2 separate regions of the Homo sapiens genome follow, and region 2 is linked to region 1. A link is a loop called in an ENCODE intact Hi-C map of the cell type or tissue named here. Cell type or tissue: GM12878. All regions are shown on one strand. Each heading gives the region's core, and the rest is flanking DNA. Links, peaks and the distances in the headings are about the cores only. Region 1 overlaps FOXP1 (forkhead box P1). Region 2 overlaps FOXP1 (forkhead box P1).

Evidence for each region. Hi-C counts contacts between places; a loop is a spot of excess contacts. Peaks named below come from ENCODE experiments on the same cell type or tissue, not always from the same donor. Only the 100,000 strongest peaks of a DNase experiment are listed, where the experiment ranks them.
Region 2: a loop joins it to region 1, with 17 times the contacts of the local background. A loop is called at or near these places in 2 of 110 quality-filtered maps.

The regions. Positions count from the first base shown.
Region 1 is chr3:71,557,980-71,569,547 of GRCh38, reverse strand. The region is part of intron 2 of FOXP1 (forkhead box P1); the gene reads left to right. Among named protein-coding and RNA genes, the nearest start is that of FOXP1, 20 kb to the left of the region's middle. In GM12878, for the core only: no CTCF peak of the experiment used is centred there; a DNase peak (open chromatin) is centred at 5,497; H3K27me3 peaks cover 59 bases.
Region 2 is chr3:71,476,420-71,487,987 of GRCh38, reverse strand. The region is part of intron 3 of FOXP1 (forkhead box P1); the gene reads left to right. Among named protein-coding and RNA genes, the nearest start is that of MIR1284, 60 kb to the left of the region's middle. In GM12878, for the core only: no CTCF peak of the experiment used is centred there; no DNase peak of the experiment used is centred there.

The DNA.
Region 1 (11,568 bases), core at 2,423-10,422:
GTAGCAGAGTATTTTCCAGTATAATACAACTGTCTTCTATATGATTCTTAATAAGTACTTGCTCTTCCATTGTATGCATTTATATTTGGTTTTCCTTCTTTCTTTGAGGGCAGCACTATAAGGACCAAATGGTCTCTGCATTTGTAATTTACATTACATGAGATGGGAATAAGGCCGTAATGGGCCTGTGGAGTTGCAAGTGTTTTCTGTGGATATGTGTGCTGTACGTCTGCATGCACTTGTGTACACATGTGCATATTTGGTAAACGGAACTGCTCTTTCATAAGTAGTTCAGACTCTCAGCTCCTTGAGGTAGAAAATGTATCCTGTCCCTTCATACCCCTATTCTGCCCATTAGTGACATCTGTGTCTTGCTTTTTCTTGAGCTCTGACAGTCATACTTAACACATTTTGGTTTGCAGCTTGGAGCATGTATTAGGGATGAAGTGAAAAAAATGCTGTTCTCTGCATTAAATAAAAATTTTTGAGAATCTAGGACAACCAGGTCTCATAGAGTGTAAATAGCCCATGAAACAAGTTGTCTGTAAAAATGTGGTATAAAAATCCAAGTCTTATGAGGCATTTGAAAATTCAGAGAACAGGCTGGGCACAGTGGCTCACGCCTGTAATCCTAGCACTTTGGCAGGCCAAGGCGGGTGGATCACCTGAGGTCAGGAGTTCAAGATCAGCCTGGCCAACATGGTGAAAACTCGTCTCTACTAAAAATACAAAAATTAGCCGGGCGTGGTGGCTCATGCCTGTAATCCCAGCTACTTGGGAGGCTGAGGCAGGAGAATTGCTTGAACCGGGGAGGCAGAGGTTGCAGTGAGCTGAGATCACGCCACTTCACTCCAGCCTGGGTGACAGAGTGAGACTGTCTCAGAAAAAAAAAAAGAAAAAAAATTCAGGGAACAAACAAAAAGCAGAAGACCAGCTGTATAATCTGCTGGCCCATTGAAAAATTAAAATTTGGGGTCCCTATTTAAAAAGTAGTAAGTATTTCAAGAAGGTGATGGCAGAGCATTAAACCAAGGGTGGGGCTCTTCTGAGCTTGGGGCTTTTCTGTATGTGGGGCCCTGTGGGACTGCACAGGTCACATGTCCATGAAACCAGCTCTGCCTGAGATTCAGAAACTGTCTTGAAGGGCTTTGTTTCTCTGCACCAAGGGTTCTTCCTCTGTAGAACAGGAGGACCAGGTTGGGACAGGCATAGCAGCCTGAGGCCCTCCTGTACAGCTTGCACTCATCCATCTAAGTGTACTCTATTGCTGAATCAAATTGGGTTCAAATTCCTCAGGAAGCACATACCTTCTCCTAGATATGCATTGAGTACAACATCTTAGCCATTTCCAGGACTGGGTATTCTCTGCAGGCCTTCTGCAAGGTCCCATGAGGGAGGCGAATCCTGCTCGAGTTTCTTTCCTTCCCTCCCCTTCCCTTCCTTTTCTTTCTTTTTTTAATTTCCCCTCCCCTCTCCTCCCCCCCTCTTCCCCTCCCCTCCCCTCCCCTCCCCTTCCCTCCTTTCCTTCCTTCCTTCCTTCCTCCCTTCCTCCCTTCCTCCCTTCCTTTCTTTCATTTTCTTTCTTTTCTTCTATAGCCCTTCTCCCAGGATTTTACCATTTTGACTGTATCTTCCATCTCAGTCACCTTCCCTGCCCTTCTTCATTGTCACCTGCCCTTCATTGTGACCTGCTTCATTCTGGAAGAGGCCTGCAGGGCCTACAACCTGAAGGCAGCCTCAGGAAAGAACGTCCACTCTTTTCTTTCTTTTATCCCAAAGTGTTAGTTGTTAAATAAGGAGATTCTTTCCGGAAGTGCACTATTTGTTTCACTGCTTTCAGGAATTGCAAGCTAATCGAGCCCCATCAAGTAGAGATGTGGTTGACCCAAGGCTTACAGAATGCAAAAGTCATTTTATGGACGTGCGGTACCACTGCATTGGACAGTTGGGGCTCCCTCACTAATAAAGCTAACAGCTTCCCTAAGGGTATAAGTCCAACTGGTTTGAAGCCAAGAGTGGATTTTTTGGTAGTACCACATTTTAGAATCTTAAGATAATTAGATCATTCTGGAATGTTTCACCTTAGACTAAGTAGCTTGAATTCTCTCCTTTAATATGCACTGATTATCTGCCACTTAGTAGCTTTGGCATCCTGAGCAAATGACGGAGTCTCTGCGTTTCGGTTTATCTCGGTGGCAGTGATGGAACCTGATGTTAGGATTGATGGGAGACATAAATGAGCAAATGTGTGCAAAGCCCCTAACAGTGTTGGCTCATGGTAAACACTTGATTCTTGGCTGTTTATTAATAATGAGAATTGTTTCTGTTACCTGAAGTTGTGTTTTATGGAAACAATGTATTGACCGTCCACTTTCTCATTTTTCTTTAGAATGTTTGATGATGGAAATGGGGAAGTTTAAAAATCTTATCTCCTGTGCTTTTTTGCTTTGTTCCCACTTTGCCCACATTGTTTGGGCCATCAGCCTCTTTTTTCCTATCCTCATCATTCCAGCACAATAGCTCCTCCTGACACAATGGTATGCAGCAGTTTTGTGGGGGCTGTGAATGTTGGGAGGGAGTGCTTTGTGAGGTGAGGGAGAGACTGATTCTGAGAGCCCAGGGAGAAGATGGGTGTGTGTGTGTTTCAGGGGATGGGGTGTGATGAGATTATTAGGAGCACCCAGGGCCCAGGCTCAAGGAGACACTTCTCATGTCCCTGTGGCCTTTTGAAGCTGAAGATGAGCAGAGCAGGTGGGCACTGGTGTCAGCCCAGCGCCTTCAGGAGGGTGCTCTTTCAAAATCAATGGAGGGCACAGTGCTTTTTTTCCAGAGAACAGCATTGACTTCCCCACCCATGGGTCTGGTACATAATAAGGAAAGGAAGGAAAAATAAGTTGAAGGAAGGAAAAATGCGTGATCCCCTGTTGGGCTTCTCTCCCTCACAGTCATAGATTTTGAACGTCAGAGCATTCCTATCTATTTTCCAAATTGCCCGTTGGATTGCCTTTTCACAACAACCTTAATTTTCACACTACAGGGACTGGAAATGATACTTTAGTTGGGTCAAACATTAGACTACACAAGGGTTTTATAGTCAGGTTTGGGATTTGAATGTGTTTACGTAGTCTGTCTGTATTATTTTTCCCTGGCAAGGTGTCTGGTGTTGAGTTCCTTGGGGAACGAGAATGTGGCTCAGGACAGCTCACCATTTGCAAACCAGTTATTAACTTGTAATCCACTCACCGTTTTCAATGTCTCTATTTCCCCACCTCTGTCAGGGCAGTTGGAGAATAAACTGGCTGTGCTGCTTTGCAGGTTGGGAAGAGGGACCTCACATTTGCCAACTGTCACTCCCTACCGTGATCATAACCCCCGTGAGACGCACATTCAGCCACATCTGTGCTGAGTGCATGAGGAGCGGCTCGGGCAGAATCTTTAACTGCTGTCATGGTGGTCAGTGAGAGATGTGGATGTTCATATACCTGTGCGCTTTTGGGAGATTATACACAATAGAGTGGAGAATTGGTTGTTTCCTTGGCCATTGTGGAAGTAACACATGGATCTGTGTTCATTTATTGACTGATTCACTCGTTGATTTATTTATATCTCATTTGTTCACCTCTTCTCTCATGTACTCCTTTATCGACCCCAAATGACTTCTGGGGCAGAAAGTATTGCTCTGTGATCACCCAGCGTTACCCCCTACCTTATTTTTGGACATCCTCAGTTGGGCATTCTAATACAAACATCATTTAAACATCCAAACCCAACATCATTATGCGTAGAGATCTTTGTCAACAAGCTTATGAGATTCATCTGCTTCAACCTTTTATTTACTAAATAGATGGCCGCCCAGGATCAAATGGGCCATCTTTATGCATAGTTACCATTTCTGCAACAAATACGGCTTTTAGTTACATTTTGACTACCGAAAATATACTAGGTACTATACCAAGTATAAGCTGCCGCTTTTTCTTTCTAGCCTGAGCACTTAATTAAGACCTGACAGATTGATTTTTCCATTAGGCCAGAAGGCAGGTGTCGTCTTGAGTAATTCTTGATTTGAATTTCTTATTAAGAGTCTGTTTAGCTCCCCCCCCATCACTGCCACCAAATATGTGTATTTAGCAGAGACTCTCTCTTACCCAACGAGTTTTACACAACGAATTGGTAACAACCAAAATAAAATATCCTAACAATAAAGTACTGTTTCAAAGGTACCAATAAGGAATGTTGCCTTCCTGCTGCAGTGTGCCTGGTATCCCTATAGAAGGCCTGCCCGTGGGTTAATGTGGTCTGGTAGTCTGAAGCCCGTGAAGCCATCATTTCTCATCCTTTTTTTAACCCCTAACACTCCACTATGGACAAATTGACAGAAGACATTGGTATCTGTATAGCCCCTAACTCCTCAGTGGATGATTTGACTTCTTTCATTTTTCTTTTTTCTTTGAGACAAAGTCTTGCTCTGTCGCCCAGGCTGGAGTGCAGTGGTGCGATCTCGGCTCCCTGCAACCTCGCCTCCCGGGTTCAAGAGATTCTCCTGCCTCTGAGACTACAGGCGTGTACCACCACGCCCTGCTAATTTTTGTATTTTTAATAGAGACGGAATTTCAGCATGTTGGCCTGGCTGGTCTTGAACTCCTGACCTCAGGTGATCCACCCACCTCAGCCTCCCAAAGTGCTGAGATTACAGGCCTGAGCCACTGCCTGTAATGATTTGATTTATTTTCTTTCTCTTTTCAATTTCCATCCTCCAAAAATGTTATGGAAATAACTTCCCCAAAATGATTGTCTGCCCGTCCACTGAAATATAAATTCCCACTTACAAATAATTTTTAAGAAAACTCTGTAATTGACATTTAACTCCAGGGATAAAGAGTGTTGCTAATCTCAGCCTGCATCACTGGCCAAGGGTGTAACCAAATCCTCATCCAATGTGGTCATGTGTGTCAGTCACACTGCAACGTGGTAGTTACGGGCAGCGACTCAAGGTCGGCCAACCAGAGACTTTTAACACTTGTTGGGTGACTCAAAGCTTATTAACCTTTCTGATTTACCTTGATCTTCCATAAATGTGTGTGTATGTTTGTGTGGGTTTAAAAGGACAGAATAAAGAACTTACCTCATCAATTTGTTCGGTGGATTAAATGAGATAATCCATGTGGAATGTGACACAGGGTGCCTGGCAAATACAGGAGCTTTATATATGTTAGCTTTTCTGATTATTACTATTGTATCGTTATTGGTTAAAAGTCACATTAAATAGCCAAGGCAGATAACGGATGAGAACTTTGCAAAGATTACGAAAAAACTGAAGGAAGCCTACCTTGTATATGTGGCATGAGCTTTGGAACATCAGGTTAATTACCTTATTGCTGTGTTTTGGGGTTTGTGTTGACTTGCTTTGGTTTTTGTCTGTTTGCTTTTGAATAAGGTCCTAAAATACGGTTTTGCTGGGTTTTTTATTTGCTTCTGAAATTAGTGCAGGTGCAAGTAACAGGAAGTGAAACCTTAAGTGGCCTGAGGGAACCTCATTCAAATGGTGCCAAGCAGGTATAATATACAAGCATTATCACCTTACTGATAATCTGGCATACTGTGGGTATTCACACGTGCCATTCAGATTTCAGAGATGAAGTCATACGGCAGTTTGGCACCAGCTTGCCCAGCTCCTTAGGAAAGGTGAGAGAGAGGAAAGCCCTCATTTTTTGAGACAGTGTTGAAAACACGGTTTTACTTGTCGAGTGGCACAGGATTGCAGTTGTCATTTGGTCACATTGTCTTTGACGTTCCACCTTGGGTGCAAGGAAAATATCTTTAATAAGTGAATTCACACCCTGTTTATAGAGTTACAAAGTCTCCTCTGGGTTTGAGACTGTGTTACATATATCCTCATATTCTGAAATGTAGAAAAATTTACATATTGAAGACCCAAGACTAGAATACCACATTTTCATGGCTACAATACAAAGTTTTCCAAATGTTTAAATATTCTCACAGCCCGGTGGTTATATCTAAATAAAGCATTGTCCTTAAGACTTACTTTGGTTCTTTGTCCTGAAGGATTTAGAGAGAACCCACAGTTGCTTTGCCTTTGCGGTAGGTAAGGTGACTCTGTTCTCAGCCAGTTGCCGATCTTTGCATGCACTGAGCCCTTAGACATGCATTGAGTTGAATAAAATTTGCCCAGCTTGGTCTGCCATCCTAGGGGGCCTCTCCATGTGCCCTTTTTTGTTAAACTCAGAAGTGGGTCATATGTACAAGATGCCCATCTATGTCTTGCTTTTAGTAAGAAAGCATCTGAAACAACCTACTGCACCCCATAGAGTAGCCAGAGCTTTTGCATCTCTCCCCTAGGGCTCCACTGAGCCAGGATGTTGTTCCTTTTCCTTCAGCTTGCTCCTCCCCAGCCACTCCCTGGCCACAGTCACACACATACACATACACACACCCCTCTGCAGTTTGCTCCCACTTTGCCTTGCATGGCCAGCCTGGCTCCTCATTCATCTCTCCAACCTCAGCAGGCTCACATTCTGTATTTTCCTGGAAGGGCACTTGCTAGGGGCACAATGCTTCTCTTCCCATTGCTCTTAAAGGAAGGGATGAGAACAGGGAGCGATTGCATGAGTGGGAGGGAATACCAAATAAAATAGAGACAAAGGAATGGGCCCAGGAAGTCCAGATTATGTATCTGTTGGGCCCAGAAGTCTTTGCTCAACTTCTTATTTGAGTAAGACCCAAGAAAGATCCAGTTCCACTAATAGAAAAACCAAATTATTCTATTCCTGACATGTATCATCTCTGAAGCAGACAAAATAGAACTGAGCCTCAGTGTGGTCCCTTAGTATTTGGGTGACCTTGGGTCAATTTCTTAGCCTCAGTTTACTCTTCTGTAAAATGATTTTGTTGTTGATAATAGGTACCTGTCTGGGTTGTTGTAAGGATAATTCACATGATGCCCAGTGTCTGTCATATCCTAAGCCCTCAGTGAAAGGTCAATAATATTAGCGCTTATGACTCTGTTGGTTAAAGGCAGTAGTTCATTGTGCCTAGTCAAGAATCCAGCCCAACACATAGTTCAGTAGATACTGAGCCAGAGTCTGGTTCACATCCCCAGCCTGGCCACTGACAAGCCGCATGACCCTTAGACAAGCTATTAACATTTCTGTGCTTCAGTTTTCTTACCCACAAAATGGTATGATAGCACCTGCTGCGTAAGGCTGGTGGTGAAGATTAGGTAAGTTAATGTATGTAATTTACTTGGAACAGGGCAGAAGGCCTAGAACATAAGGAGCCCTCAATAAATCATAGGCACTACTGTGGTTGCCCTTATTATGCCCACAGTGATTATCATTGCTCCCTGTCCAGGCAGAAACAACCATTGGGAGGACTCATGTAGAGTTCTTTCATATCCCTCCATTTCTTGACAGCTCGGAGGATAGAAGCCCAAGACTGAGACTTGGTTGGAGAGTCTTGGTTTTAAACCCAAACTCCTATCATCAGGCCTCCATGCTTGGCCCTTTTTCCTTTTTGTCTAGGATGGAGACATATGGAAGTACTTTGTAGTGGTCTAGAATCAGCCCTTGGCTTTGCAAGTAGAAGATGAAAAATGTTTACTTGCTGTTTGCTATACTTACTTGCATTTTCTTTCTTTCTTTCCATATCCCCCAAGAGAAAGAAAAAAAGAAACTGAAGGTGGGAATGCATCTTTGGAATTTCCTAAGTTAGTGGAATAGTGAATGAAAATACTGTGCAAAGAAATATACTGGTGCTCGATGATGATTTTCATGGGATAGAATTTGATTTGCAGTGATTCTGTCTAGGATCATATATAAGGGACTAGTCAGCAAATGCCAGCTCTGCAACCACCACGGCATTCAAAATGCTTAGTGAGTGCCAGCGCTGTTGTAATGTTTTATATGTGTAATTCATTCTATCCTGACAGCAACCTTACAGGGAAGAGACTTGCATCTCCATTTTATAGATGAGAAAACTGAGTTCCAGAGAGGTTAAGAGCTTACTCAGTCACATAGTTCGATCTTTTCCTATTTCATCTAAAATACTGTAATCACAACGGGTCGTGGTGACTAGGGACCTTGGCCATAGTCTGGTCCAGCTGGCTTTTTTTTTTTTTTTTTTTGGCCAGCTTTATTGAGATAGAATTCATATACATAAACTCACCAATTTTAAGTATACAGTTCAGGCTGGGTGTGGTAGTTCACGCCTATAATCCTAGCACTTTGGTGGGCAGATCACCTGAGGTCAGGAGTTCGAGACCAGCCTGGCCAACAAGGTGAAATCCCGTCTCTACTAAAAATACAAAATGAGCCGGGCGTGGTGGTGCATGCCTGTAATCCCAGCTACTCAGGAGGCTGAGGCACCAGAATCACTTGAACCTGGGAGTCGGAGGTTGCAGTGAGCCGAGATCGTGCCACTACAATCCAGCCTGGGTGACAGAGTGACACTCTGTCTCAGAAGACAAACAAACAAAAAAGTACACAATTCAACAGTGGTTTTTAGTATATTCACATAGTTGTATAACATCATCACAGTCAATTTTAGAACATTTTTATGTCCCACAGAAGAAACCCTTTAGCTGATGATTACCTTTAGCACTCATCCTCTCTCCACCCCATTTCCTTCCAACTCCCTCAGCTCCAGGCAACCACTAATCGACTTTCTGTTTCTATAGGTTTGCCTATTCTGGATGTTTCATATGAATGGAATGAAACTCTCTGTGGCCTTTTGTGTCTGTCTGCTTTCAGTCAGGATATTTTCAAGGATTACCTATGTTGTAACACGAATCAGTACTTCATTCTTTTTATGGCTGAATAATATTTCATTGTATAGATATACCACATTTTGTTTATCCATTCATCTGTTGGTGGACACTTGGCTTATTTCCACTTTTGGCTGTTTTGGTTAATACTACTCTGAACATTTATATACATATTTTTGTGTTTTCGTATGTTTTCAGTTTTCTTTGGTACGTACCTAGAAGTGGAGTGACTGGGCCATATGCTACCTTCTATGTTTAACCTTTAGAGGAACTGCCAAACAGTTTCCCAAAGTGGCTGAACTATTTTATATTCCCATGAGCAGTATATAAGGGTTCCAGTGTCTCCACATCCTCACTACTTTTGTTTTTGAAATTAGGAAACTGAGCTTGGTAAGGTATTAATGACTTGCTTCCAGTGCCATACCTGGTTGTGTGAGCCAGGTTCTTTCTAGGCCTGGAAGATGTGAGGATGATAACATAATCTTTATTGCAGGAGTTCACTGTCTGTGGAAGAGTCAATCGTAGTCACATTACACAGTGGTGGTGACAATAATGATGCGAAAACATTATGGAGCACCGTTATTTTTTCTTCTTGAAGAAACAGAAGATAATTTAGTGACTCACGTAACTGAAAAGTATGGTGGTGATTAGCTTCAGGTACAGATGGAGCCAGGTGCTAAAACAGTGTTGTCAGGGGGTGGCTGCCTCTTTCCATCTCTTGTCTTGCTTTCTCATTGTCTCCTTCATTCTTAGCTCTCTCATTTCTCTTTGTAGGAAGATGGCTACTAGCAGATCTAGGTTTATGTTCTGCCATGTAAGCATTTCCAGCAGAATAGAAGTTTTTCCTTCCCCATAGTTCTAGCTGGCTTATGTAGGTCTGTCATTGGCCTAGTAGGTCCCCCCCGCAACCCCCAGCAGCCCCCAGACAAGGTTTCCTTCTGTCACCCAGGCTGGAATGCAGTGATGCAATCACGGCTCACTGCAGCCTTGACCTCCCAGGCTCAAGTGATCCTCCCACCTCAGCCCTCTGAGTAGCTGGGACTACAGGCACGTGCCACCATGCCCAGCTAATTTTTTTAAGTTTTTATAAAGATGAGATTTCACAGTTTTGCCCAGGTTGGTCTCAGACTTCTAGGCTCAAGTGATCTGTCCCTGCTTCAGCCTCCCAAAGTGTTGGGATTACAAGTATGAGCCACCATCCCCAGCCCTGGTCCAGTAGGTAACGTAACAGCCTTCCAACCAGTTAGAGCCAGTGCTCTGGTTGGCCATTCTTGCTTTATTGCCTACCCTGGAGTTAGATTAGCGGGTGAGGGGAGATCACTTTTATCTAGACTGCAGGAACTGAGAATGGGTGAGGGGTGATTCCCAAAGAGAAAATGAAGGTTCTGTTTATAGAAGAATAAGAAACTATGTTTGTCTGGTAAAAATAGCAGTTGTCCATTCTATCAGTTTTCATTCCCATGTTACAGAAATTCTTACCAAACAGGCTTAAATAGTAAGCGAATGCCTTAGTTCATTTCACTGGCAGTTCAGAGTGGGGGTAGCCCTGGGGCATAGCCAAATCTGGTGATTGAGTTCTCAGTGATTCCTGTCATTGCACTGGAGGCAAAATGGCTGCAGCAATTTCTGCCTGCCATTAACAGCCAGAGGAAGAGAGAAGCTGGCTGGTCCAGTTGCCATCTCTTAAGAGTGAGAATGGCACTTTGTGAGGCCAAGGCGGGCGGATCACAAGGTCAGGAGATTGAGACCATCCTGGCTAACACGGTGAAACCCCGTCTCTACTAAAAATACAAAAAAATTTAGCTGGGTGTGGTGGCAGGCACCTGTAGTTCCAGCTACTTGGGAGGCTGAGGCAGGAGAATTGCTTGAACCCGGGAGGCAGAGGTTGCAGTGAGCCAAGATCGCACCAGTGCACTCCAGCCTGGGCGAAAGAGCGAGACTCTGCCTCAAAAAAAAAAAAAAAAAAGTGAGAATCGGCTGGGTGTGGTGGCTCATGCCTATGATTCCCAGCATTTTGGGAGGCCGAGGCGGGCGGATCATGAGGTCAAGAGGTGGAGATCATCCTGGCCAACATAGTGAAACCCCGTCTCTACTAAAAATACAAAAATTAGCTGGGCGTGGTGGCCCATGCCTGTGGTCCCAGCTACTTGTGAGGCTGAGGCAGGAGAATCGCTTGAATCCCGGAGGCGGAGGTTGCAGTGAGCTGAGATCACCCTACTGCACTCCAGCATGGCGACAGAGTGAGACTCCATCTCAAAAAAAAAAAAAATCCAAAAAAACAAAAAACAAAAACAAGAAAAAGAACGAGAATCTTCCTTCCTCATCAGCCTCCTAGAAAACTTTCTGCCATCTTAGCCCGAATTGCTTATTCCTGTGAGTAGATAGAAGTCATTCCCTGATTGGCTTAACCAGTCACGACAGCCAGTCTGGTCCACCTCTGGGGGTGGGTAGAGCCAGCTTTCCCTGAGGTTAATGGCCCCTGTTAGGGAAGGGGCACGTCCGAGTCAGAGGAAGGTTTCCTTCAGAAGGAGGAAGATAGGAAGGGAGGCTGGCAGTTCAGCTGGCAGTGCCCACATATGGAAAAGAATGATGAGAGGCCAACATCAGTCATGGGGAGGGAAGGAAGATTCTCTGAGGAGGCTGTGCATACACTGTCTTAAAGAAATACAGGTTTGCTGGGTGTGGTGGCTCACGCCTGTAATCCCAGCACTTTGGGAGGCCTAGGTGGGCGGGTCACCAGCCCGGCCGACATAGTGAAACCCCGTCTCTACTAAAAATACAAAAATCAG
Region 2 (11,568 bases), core at 2,190-10,189, 81 kb after region 1:
TTTTATTAAAAAAAAATCTGTTAAATTTCTGCATTAACTGAATTTATGATTCTTGGTGTATGCTATTTATAAAATTGAATATAGGTTTTATGATATAGGAAATTAGTCTAGGAATGAGAATATGATCCAACTTTGTAATAAAGGTAATCTGCATTTATATTGCATGTATTTTCCATTCCTCTCTAAGCCCCTTACGGGATTATACACACATTTTTCTGGACATACAAATTCACCATAAACTTTTAATGTATTGGGCAGACTTTCGTTCACATGATACCTACACAAAACATCAAACCTTTTGGCTAAATTAGAGGTGGCAAACATTCTTGACACACTTTCGATTTTATAGTTCCCCTTTTCTGTGCCCATCCTGTGCCTTGGCAGACATCATTGAATTGGTCATATTCTTTCCTTTACTGAGTGTAGATGTGGCCTCAGAATTATTCCACCTAAATTCTTGTAGGCAGGCTTACAGAGTCACCATTTACATTTACAATGCAGTGTATAAGGTATAAGGCCGGGGCTTTTGAGCGATCTTTGCAGTTTGCCTTTGTATACCCAGTACTTACCCTAATATCTGGCAGACAGTTTTTAAACAGTCCATATTTCACATATTAATGAAAGAATCTGGGCTGGGTGCTGTGGCTCATGCCCGTAATCCCAACACTGGGAAGCCAAGGTGGGAGGATTGCTTGAGGCCGGGAGTTTGAGACCAGCCTGGGCAATATGTGTGCACCACATTGACTTGTTAGGTAGTTTATTTTCTACCCTTCAACTGGTTTTTGTGTTATGTCTGTGAAATATTATAGTTTTGTAGTGTTTTTTTTTTCAATTTGCGTAACTTTGGAAAAGACGAGAATGAGTCTATGTCGCTCTCTTTTTACCTGTGTATCAACTGAGGCTCTAACATAGCAAGGAAGTGGTGATGTGAGAGCCAAACCCAGACTTTCACTCTCTGGGTGCAGTTGCTTTCTCATAGGGAGAGGCACATACATGCCGGGTGCTGACCGGTGCAGGGCAAGTTTCTTACATTTTCCTTTTGCATATTAATCTTACTTCTTATCAATACACCAAAGCAAGCTGTACCAGGGAGGAAGGCATTTAGCTATTATATTTCAAATGATATCTTCCGTGATGTAAAATTCTAGGAACTTAAACTCCATTGCATGTTGTTTTTGAAAATATTCTGTTTTCTGTTAAGTTGGTTCAAGTAATGCACAGAAGCAAAGAGAAGGAAATTTCCATTCAGTTTATATGCAGGCTGCTGAGCTGCCTGTTGAGAATTGCCGTCATTTTATTCTGTCTTCAAGAAAAGTAAGCAATTAGTACATATAAGCTATCATTTAGCTAATGTACATTTTAATTTTATTTCAATATGTTGCATATTATTATTTCTTTTGGTCATGAAAAGCAGAGTGCGGAAGAGTGACTGTGGTGAACACGTGAATTGTTACCCTCTTGGCCCGTAATAATAGGATGATACGGTTGACTTTGATTAAGGGTGACAAAATCAGCAGGCCCCCGAAACAGCAGGCCTGTTCTGATGGTGGCTTTTGGATTTTTCCCTACAGATATTCTATGTAGCACCATCCAATGGATTGGAATAGGCTCATGAGATAAAATCTTTTTATTCCTTCTGTATTCGATCAGATTTTAGTAATATTTATAACAAATAATTAGAGAGCTATTCATCAGGCACTTACTTTTCCTATGTTGGTTCAAGTATCACCTTGCTTATCTTATTGAACCTTAACAACATCTCTGTGTTCTAGGTATTATTCTGGTTTTAATGTTGAGAAGAGAGAAGGTTAGTGCATAAGTCACCTGCTCAGAATTGCATAGCAAGAGTGAGAAGTGGGTTTTATTCCAAGTTGGGCCAATTTCAAAACCTTTGTCTTAACCATGAGGACATGCTACTTCCTCATCTTTGAATAGATTCCGTGGTTCTTTAAGGTCTTTTTGATTTAGGCAGAGAAGATTTTGTAGTTTATACTTGTCTTTGTGAAAGAGGTGGAATCTGACTTATTTAAAACAGCAGCTTCATCTGCAAGATTTTTATAGAGGCAGCAATGTAAAAGGGAATGGCTTCCTCCAAAAATTTTCTCCAAAATATTCCTCACCTCCTGGCTTTTTCCTCAGTTGAAAAAAATCTCCCCAGAGTCATGCCACTGGATTCAACACTGCATTATTTCTGTGGTTCTTTTTTTTTTTTTTTTGATGGAGTCTCTTTGTTGTCTAAGCTGGAGTGGAGTGGTATGTGGTATGATCTTGGCTCACTGCAACCTCTGCCTCCCAGGTTCAAGCGATTCTCCTGCCTCAGCCTCCCTAGTAGCTGGGATTAAAGGTACACGCCATCACACCTGGCTAATTTTTGTATTTTTAGTAGAGATGGGGTTTCACCATGTTGGCCAGGCTGGTCTTGAACTCCTGACCTCAGGTGATCTGCCCGCCTTGGCCTCCCAAAGTGCTGGGATTACAGGCGTGAGCCATCGCTTCCAGCCTCAGTTATTATTCAGGGAACTTTTTTCTCCCTGTTTTAAAAAGTTGCATATTGAATTATCTAAGAGTGAAATGACATGTCAGTTGCAAGTTCCTTTATGAATCTTCAGAAAATAAGAAAAAATGTTGGGGCAGAAGCTTGATAAATCTAGAATCTAGGTGATGGATATAAGGGGGTTTACTATTTTCTCTACTTTTAAATATTTTTGACCACTTTTATTGTATAAAAGGGATATTGGGGAGATGAGAGGCTTATCTAGCTCACTGTCTAATCTAGTCGTTGATAAACCAATCACAGGCAGGATAGAACCAGGCCTCTGCACCCCTGTCCTCTACCCAACACCTGCTGGCCCTCAGCTGCCAGTATAATTTAATTGATATGGGGTCTTAGGGCAAGGAGATGCTGACCTCATCAGCCCATTTTGTCCAGGAGTAATTTACTGGACAATACAGATACAATGTCTTTAACCTGACATACCAGCAGTCCCCAAGTAACTTATAAAATGATGGCAGTTGTCATAGTTGAGTATGTATGACATGCCAAGGGCTATAATACGTGTGTTATAGATTTTTATCTGTAATCTTCCTACGGGCAGTGTTTGGAGGGCTGTAGAGGAGACCTGAATTTAGGGCCCATCAGATTTTCTTCTTTACCTCCACGTTTTGTGTTTTTCAAAGTGTCATCTCAGCACTGCCTGGGAAGCGCATTAAATACAGACTTTCGGGCCCACACTGAGACACAGGCCCTTAGACTGGTTAGGGAGAGTGTGGTCTCTGAAGTTGAGTGGATAGCCTCAGGTCCTGGCCCCAGGACTCAATAATACCGTAACCCCGACCATGTCACAACTCCTTCCAAGCCTCAGTTTTCTCTTCTGCCAAATGGGGACAGTGGTGTCATCCACACTATTGGCTGTGAAAAGTCCTTAATACAGTGCTTGACACCTTGCAAATGTTAGATATATGCTGCTTGTAACTGTATTTGAACCTTTTTGAGACTTTGCCAATTTCCTGATAAAACCAAGAATATTGAGGATGTAGCAATGAATGCTCCAGGTGGCACTATTTGGTGGGTGAAATTTAAACCTTACATATCCTTGAAGTATGCTTTTTGTGATTATTAAAAGCATTTTAAAAATAAGTATTAGAGTTTTTACTTAGATGTTTGAAAAAGAATTCTGTCATCAAAGTGTATGAGAGTTGACAAGTGTAAATATGCAGTTAGACAGTTTCAAGGGACGTGTATTATTTACTGATCAATGTACTGTCTCCTTTGGAGCCATTACACTCAGTCATTTCCTGTCAATCTCTCCACGCTGTTATAATCAGACTATGGATATGCATATTAAAATATAAGAAAGTTATTGTGTATGTGTGGTGGCAGCTTTTTAATTGTTAATAATGTTGCTGCTTTAAAAAGGTATCAGGGTAGTTTACTCTTAGGATGGTTAATATTCTGCAGAATTGCATGAGAAATTAGGGGAACCAAAATTCGAGCTGGTGGATAATGAGGCCAATAGGTGGGTGTCTGTGCTTCTAGTCGTTGCCCCGGTTACAAAAAAATGAGCTTTTAATGGTGGTCCTAATATGGAGGTAGGTTCCTTCTGTTCTTTTTTCAAATTTTTATTTATTTTTATTTTTTTTTACTACTGTGTTTTTAGGAAAACTTTTGTAATTAAAAAAAAGTTCGTGTATGTGTGTGATGGTGGGAGGCTCAGTCTAATTTCTGCCTGTAACAGGGATCAGCGAATCTTTTCTGTAAAGAGCCAGATAGTAAACATTTTAGGCTTTGCAAGCCACCTGGTCTGTTACAACTATTTACCTTTGTCCCCTCTAAGCAGCCATGGATGGTATGTAAATGAAGGGGTGTGGCTGTGTTCCAGTACAATTTATTTACAGACGCCGAAATTAGAATTTCACATGATTTTCATGTGTCACTAAGTAGTAGTAGGATTTTCATTTTCCCCCAGCCCTTTAAGAGTAAAAACTAGCTCACTGGTGGCAGGTTGGATGTGGCCCACGCGCCTATAGTTTGCCAAGCCCCAGTCTGGAAGAAGATTGGGAAGTAGTGGCGAGGACCGGCCCTTTGTTCCCGCTCTCTGGTGTTTCTGCTCGCTCACTTGCTCTTCGGTTTCTGATGAAATAATAATGTCATCAGTTTTTATTTAATGCTTATCTTGAGACAGGCTGTTCTGCATAATTATTGATTTAGAGTACAATTTAGTGAGGTCCTTCCTTTACTTAATAAAAGACAAAAATATATCTAGATGTAAAAATGAGGTTCAAGGTGAAGAGTGAAATGAAAAGGGAAGACAAGTCAAAGAAGAAAAGTAGACTTTGAAAAGTGACGTAAGGCTGGGCGTGGTGGCTCACACCTGTAATCCCAGCACTTTGGGAGACCAGATGGGTGGATTGCTTGAGCTCAGGAGTTCGAGATCAGCCTGGGCAACATAGTGAGACCCCATCTCTACAAAAAATAAGAAAAAAAATTAGCCGGATGTGGTAGCTTGCACCTGTAGTCCCAGCTACATGGGAGGCTGAGGTGGGGGGGATAGTTTGAATCCTGGAGGTGGAGGTTGCCATGAGCTGAGATCATGCCACTACACTGCATCAAGCCTGGGTGACAGAGCCAGACGTTGGTCTAAAAAAAAAAAAAAGTGACATAAGAACTATAGTCTCTTCCTAACCAGTGTTATTAAAATGTGTTGTATATCTCACTAGTGGAGGAATTTAAGGTGAATTTTCTGCAAGACAGAAAATTTAAAAAAAAATTTTAAAGTTATGTATTATTAGGCCAGGTGTGGTGGCAGACGCCTGTAATCCCAGCACTTTGGTAGGCCAAGGTGGTTGGATCACCTGAGGTCAGGAGTTCCAGACCAGCCTGGTCAACATGGTGAAACCCCGTCTCTACTAAAAATAAAAAATCAGCTGGGCATGGTGGCGCACAGCTGTAATCCCAGTTACTTGGTAATCCCAGTTACCCTAACTGTAATCCCTGTTACTGCTGAGGCCGGAGAATTGCTTGAACCCAGGAGGCCGAGGTTGCAGTGAGCTGAGACCTCACCATTGTACTCCAGCCTGGGCGACTGAGCAAGACTCCGTCTCAAAAAAAAAAAAAAAAAAAGGTTATGTATTATTTTTAATAGTGTTATATATTAATTTGTAGCAAAAAATAAACTTAGCACTTCAAGTCTGGCTTCTCAGATGATATTGCTAATTATGACATTAATAAAAATGTGAGAAGCTTAAGGAAAACTATAAAGATTACTGTGCAAGTGGTACCTGGGTGCAGCAAAGCCCTTAGAGGTGGTATTGAAGGATTAGAAGTAGGAACTTTTCTTCTAAATGTTCCTTAATTTATCATGAGGGAAGACAGCAGGCGACATGTGCGTGTCAGCTGATTGCGTCTGAAGAAATCTCTGGAGGACAAGAGTGATCAGATGTGCATGTGAACACTCTGGAGAGAAGATGCTGCAAATCCTCCCTCCTCTCTTTGCTGGAGATTTAAATCTTTTGTGTCGTAAACAGGTGGAGGAAGTCAGGGCAGGGGAAACATGGGGAAGAGTGAATTTGTGGAGTGGGGCGTTTTCATAAAACGGAGGCCTAGGTAGAAAATAGCATCGAGTGAGAAAAGGTGTGCGAAGAAGGTTTGTGGGCATTATTCTCAAGGCGCCTTTAGAGTAAGGGATGGTGGAAGCCCCACCAAGAAGTAGAAATGAAATGGGTGTTTCTCAAGAAAGGTAAGAATAATCTAGAGGAATATTTCTTTATCAAGTATCATGATAAAACTGACTTGAATATGAAAGAGAAAAAGTTTCTGATTGTCACCAAGTCAGAATTTATGAACCAAAGTATTGTTTTTGGGGTTGGGGAATAAACATTCAGAAAAGACGACTGACTAAGATGCAAATATCATGATTTCACATAAATGTCCTTTGTAATAAAAAAGGTAGGAAGTGGGAGAGAGGAGACAACAAAGATAGGCTTGTGCTGAAAGCTTTGTAAATTATCTTTTTTGTTAAGTGAAAAATAAATGCATTCCAGGATCCAAGTTAAGATGTAGAACCTTTGATATGTAGTGAACATCTACATGTGGTAATAAGCATACAGGATGTTGGCCAGACAATTTGGGCTTTAATCCTGGTTCTGCCACCTACCAACAGTATAATCTTGGGTAGGTCATATCTCTCTGTGCCTCAGTTTCCTCACCTTTAAAATAATAGTACCTAACTCATAGGTGATCGTGGGATTTAAATGAGTTAACACACATAAAGCATTAGAAAAGAGTTAGCACATGGTAAATTTTTGTAAATTACAGCCAGCTGTTAGCCCCAAAGTTTGTCCTAAGCAAAATATTTGGTTTGTGATCATTACAGCAAAGTTGCCCTCATTTCTCTAGGATGTGAACTTTTTTGTATATATATGTATGTGTATCTATCAATGTATTGTAGTGATATATGTCATGCACATTCAAAGACAGACATTCTGTGCTCAAAAAAAGAATGAAGGATATTGCCTGCCCTTCCTTATACCTTGTGCCTCAGTGTTTGAGGCCTAATTACCACTACATGAACATCCACACTGCATTTGAACAACCTGAGAGATGGTGAATTTCTATCCTTGGGAAAGACCGATATATGTGTGGCCAGCTGTTAGGGCTAGGAAGTTCTTTCTTACACTGGACTCAAATCTACCATGCATGGGCTTCCCACTCTGGTTTGGTACCTTGGGATTCTAGAAAACCCATCTCTTCTACTTGACAAGCTATGAAAGATTTGAGGAGAGTTAGCAGATCTTCTTGAGCCCACTCCAGGCTAAAAATCTCTTGCTCCTTCAGCTGTTCGTCTTTTGCTTCAATTTTGAGTGCCCTGTGACCATGTGCATTGTTTCCCACAGCACCAATAGTCATAGAGATATGTTTTATTGATGTGTCCACATTTAGATATAATTCACTTAAGGGCACTTCTTTTTGACAAAACTATCTCCATCATTTGGGAACGAAACATTGTGACTGTTCTTAACCTACTTCCTAAATTCGAAATCTGAGAAGCTGGCACATAAAGAATTATAAATTGTCTCTTGAAACTTTAGTATGCTGGAATAGGCTTTTCTTCATTTCAAGCCAGGTAACTGTGTAGAAGTAAAGGTGGTAATTCCAGTTCTAGTACCTGCAGTAGCAGCATACTGTGTGCCAGACACTCGGCTCAGTCCTTTGGTTGCAGTAGATCATTTAAGCTTCATGATCACGAGTCTGTTCCTGTTTAGTTTTGGGGTTTTTTGTTTGTTTGTTTGTTTGTTTTCTTGAGACAGAGTCTTGCTTTGTCACCCAGGCTAGAGTGCAGTGGCGCGATCTTCTCTTACTCTGCCTCCCGGGGTCAACCAATTCTTCTGCGTTAGCCTCCTGAGTAGCTGGGATTACAGGTGCGTGGCACCACGCCCAGCTAATTTTTGTATTTTTAGTAGAGACAGGGTTTCCCCATGTTGGTCAGGCTGGTGTCGAACTCCTGACCTCGTGATCTGCCTGCCTAATCCTCCCAAAGTGCTGGGATTACAGGCGTGAGCCACCGTACCCAGCCTGTTTCTGTTTTTATTTCTATTTCCAGATGATGAAAGCAGTGGTAGGGTAAAGTTGGAGACTTCGGTTAGAAAAGCTCAAGAGGAGGATTTTTTGGTAAACATAACCAAGATTAGTTGTTCATGTGTCCTTAATCCTTATAATTTTTCTGTTCTGTCTACCCAAGAAATGATGTAGTTTATGGTCTTTTGCTTTATCTTTTTTTTTCTTTTCTTTTCTTTTCTTTTTTTTTTTTTTGAGATGATGTTTTGCTCTTGTTTCCGAGGCTGGAGCACAATGGTGTGATCTCAGCTCATTGCAGCCTCCACCTCCTGGGTTCAAGTGATTCTCCTGCCTCAGCCTCCTGAGTAGCTGGGATTACAGGCGTCCGCCACCACGCCTGGCTAATTTTTGTATTTTTAGTAGAGACGGAGTTTCAACATGTTGGTCAGGATGGTCTTGAACTCCTGACCTCAGGTGATCCACCTGCCCCAATAGTCATAGAGATATATTTTATTGATGTGTCCACATTTAGATATAATTCACTTAAGGGTACTTCTTTTTGACAAACCTATCTCCATCATTTGGAAACGAAACAGTGACTGTTCTTAACCTACTTCCTAAATTCTAAATCTGAGAAGCTGGCACATAAAGAATTATAAATTGTCTCTTGAAACTTTAGTATGCTGGAATAGGCTTTTCTTCATTTTAAGCCAGGTAACTGTGTAGAAGTAAAGGTGGTAACTCCCCAGTCCCAGAGTGCTGGGATTACAGGTGTGACCACCACGCCCAGCCCTATCCTTTGTTTTAATGCATATAAATTGTGCAAGTGACGTAAAAGTTACCCCCTCCCCCTTTTGGGATAGTCTGCTTTTATTCCATTGAAACTATTCAAGCTAATTTTGAGTTAAAGATACTGCTATTCTCAATGTGCCAGAGCCCACACACACAACACTGGGGATGGTGTACTTCATTTTCTTTCAGCTTTCTCCAAGTGACTTTCCCTCCCCCCCTCCTTTCAACAAGATTCTCAGAGAGGAAGCCAATCACAATGTTACTGGGCATGGGTATCTTGAGGGATGGCTGGGTGCCTTCTATGAGACTTAACACATTTCCTGAACATGGTGCCTCACCATGGCAACAGCCATGTCACACGACACATTGGTGACACATGTAAGGTGCTGCCACAACTCATCCCAGGTTGAATGTCTGTGATTCATTGTTTCCACTGACACAGTGACTACTGTAACTTGCAGTTGGAAGGTTCTCTGGTTTTCAGTGCCATTAATGCATACTGACTCCCATGGCGCATGGAGGGCTCAGGGAAGAGAAGCATAAATAAATAAGTGCAGGCTGTAAACATTGCCTTCATTAGCTTTGCAGAGAAATACTTGTTCATCAGTCAACCTCCTTGCCACTCTCATTCTTCTTTTTTTAAGCATATTTTGTTGGTAACACCTTGGAAGCTTGAAAATGATTTTTATTTTTACTCATAGTTGTACCCATTTCTACTTGGCAAACTTCACAAGAGAGAGTTCATGGTGGCCCCTTTTTAGTATTTATTCATATTCTTCACATGTAGCAGATTTATTGATGCAGGCATGATCCTGGGAATATTTTTTTCTCATTGTGAAATATAATGAATACTTTACATAAATCAGATGGTGGTATTACGGATCCATGGCTTATGTAGGGGGCTGAAGGTTGTATTCTATCAGAGGACTTTTCTAGAGGTCCAAGATAGGTGGTATTTTAACATATTTTAATTTTTGAGTGATTCAGCGAGTGATTAAAAAAGAAGATGTGGAATCTGGAAGACATTAAAGAGATGTCAAGGACAGACGGGTTTTGATTTGTAGCCTAATGAATGTTTTGCCAACTTTTAAAGATTTTTTTGAGAGTAGAACTTTAACCATTTGCTTGTGTTTCTGGCATGGTAAGGTTATTCCTGTTTCTGTTATAATGAATCCAAAGTGAAAATGGGATAATTTTTAATTAGCAAAATTATAAAACGATTTGCAGCCAAATGTTTCTTGTCTTGTATAAACTGTGAGGTTTCACATTTTACTTTAATCATTTTAGGAAATTTCATTCTGAAGATCTATTTCAGTTGGTACTTCATGTATGCATACAAATCTTCAATATTAGAAATTACCTTGTAATATTCTTTTCCATTGTCACTTGAATAATCTGACAGGATTTCAGTCATGTGCATTGCTTGTGTGTATTTTGTAGGTGTCATGGTTACCTTAGTTGGATGTAGCACTAATATTCAATCTAGCATTATGAATGCAAGGCTCAACATCATAAGAGAAATAGAAATCAAGGGTTAGAAATGTTTGCTAACTCTATGTTGTATGGTTTTATACAGTTCAGAATTGCTTTTGTCGAGCTTACCTATGTAATTATTTGAATCAAAAATTTTATATTTTTACTTTTTGCTATAAATAATAGAGAGCTATTTAAAAATATATTTTATTAAGGAAATGAGAACAATGAGTTAAGTCATGGCAACCTACACATAATTCCCAGACTTTTCATTTTATGATGCTTCAATTGCATTTGATTACGAGAGTTTTACAGTTTCTGGAGGCTCATTGGAGCCCTACATGGAGATGAAAGAATTCTATGGAAATGCAAAGGGATTTAAGTGTTCAGAATTTGAGCATCTGCCTAGAATGGGACACTTCCAGCACCTTGAACTTTTCTACTTGCTAGGTGGTTGGGAGGCCTGCAGCATTGTGTGCTGCTTTTGGTGGATCTTCTGGGGGGCGCTGTGTCACACCTCATTGTGCACCTGTTGCTACAGAAAGAAAGATGGCGGAAACCAGCCAGGCAGGAAGAAAGCTGTATCTGCAACACTAGCTCAAGGCTCTGGTGATACATAAAGGCCCTCACCTTTTCTTATTTGTCTCTGAAAACCAAAGGTGTCTCTTAACAAGAGCAAGAGGGAGAATGAGATAAATGTCAATAAGTTTCCTTCAGATGAGTAATTTCTTAATGAAACAGATTATTAAAGCTTAAGGTTCTTGGGGAATGTCATAGACCTAATCAGTTATTATTAAGCTGCAAATAAGACCAAAGGACAGGAAACATAATTTAAGAACAAACACATTAAAGAAAACCATCAATGCGGCCCGGCGCAGTGGCTCACACCTGTAATCCCAGCACTTTGGGAGGCCAAGGTGGGCAGATCACGTGACGCCAGGAGTTTGAGACCAGCCTGGCCAACAAGGTGAAACCCCATCTGTACAAAAATACAAAAAAAAAAAAAAAAAAATTAGCTGGGCATGATGGCGGGTGCCTGTAATCCCAGCTCCTCAGGAGGCTGAGGCCGGAGAATCGCTTGAACCTGGGAGGTGGAGGTTGCAGTGAGCTGAGATCGCGCCATTGCAATAACAAAATGGCATGAAATTTTACCCATAACCCGAGGACTCATTCTGCAATGAAATGGCAGTCGTAGACATAACTGATGTGTAACTGCACACCACCTCTCCATCCACCATCAAATGAAAGAA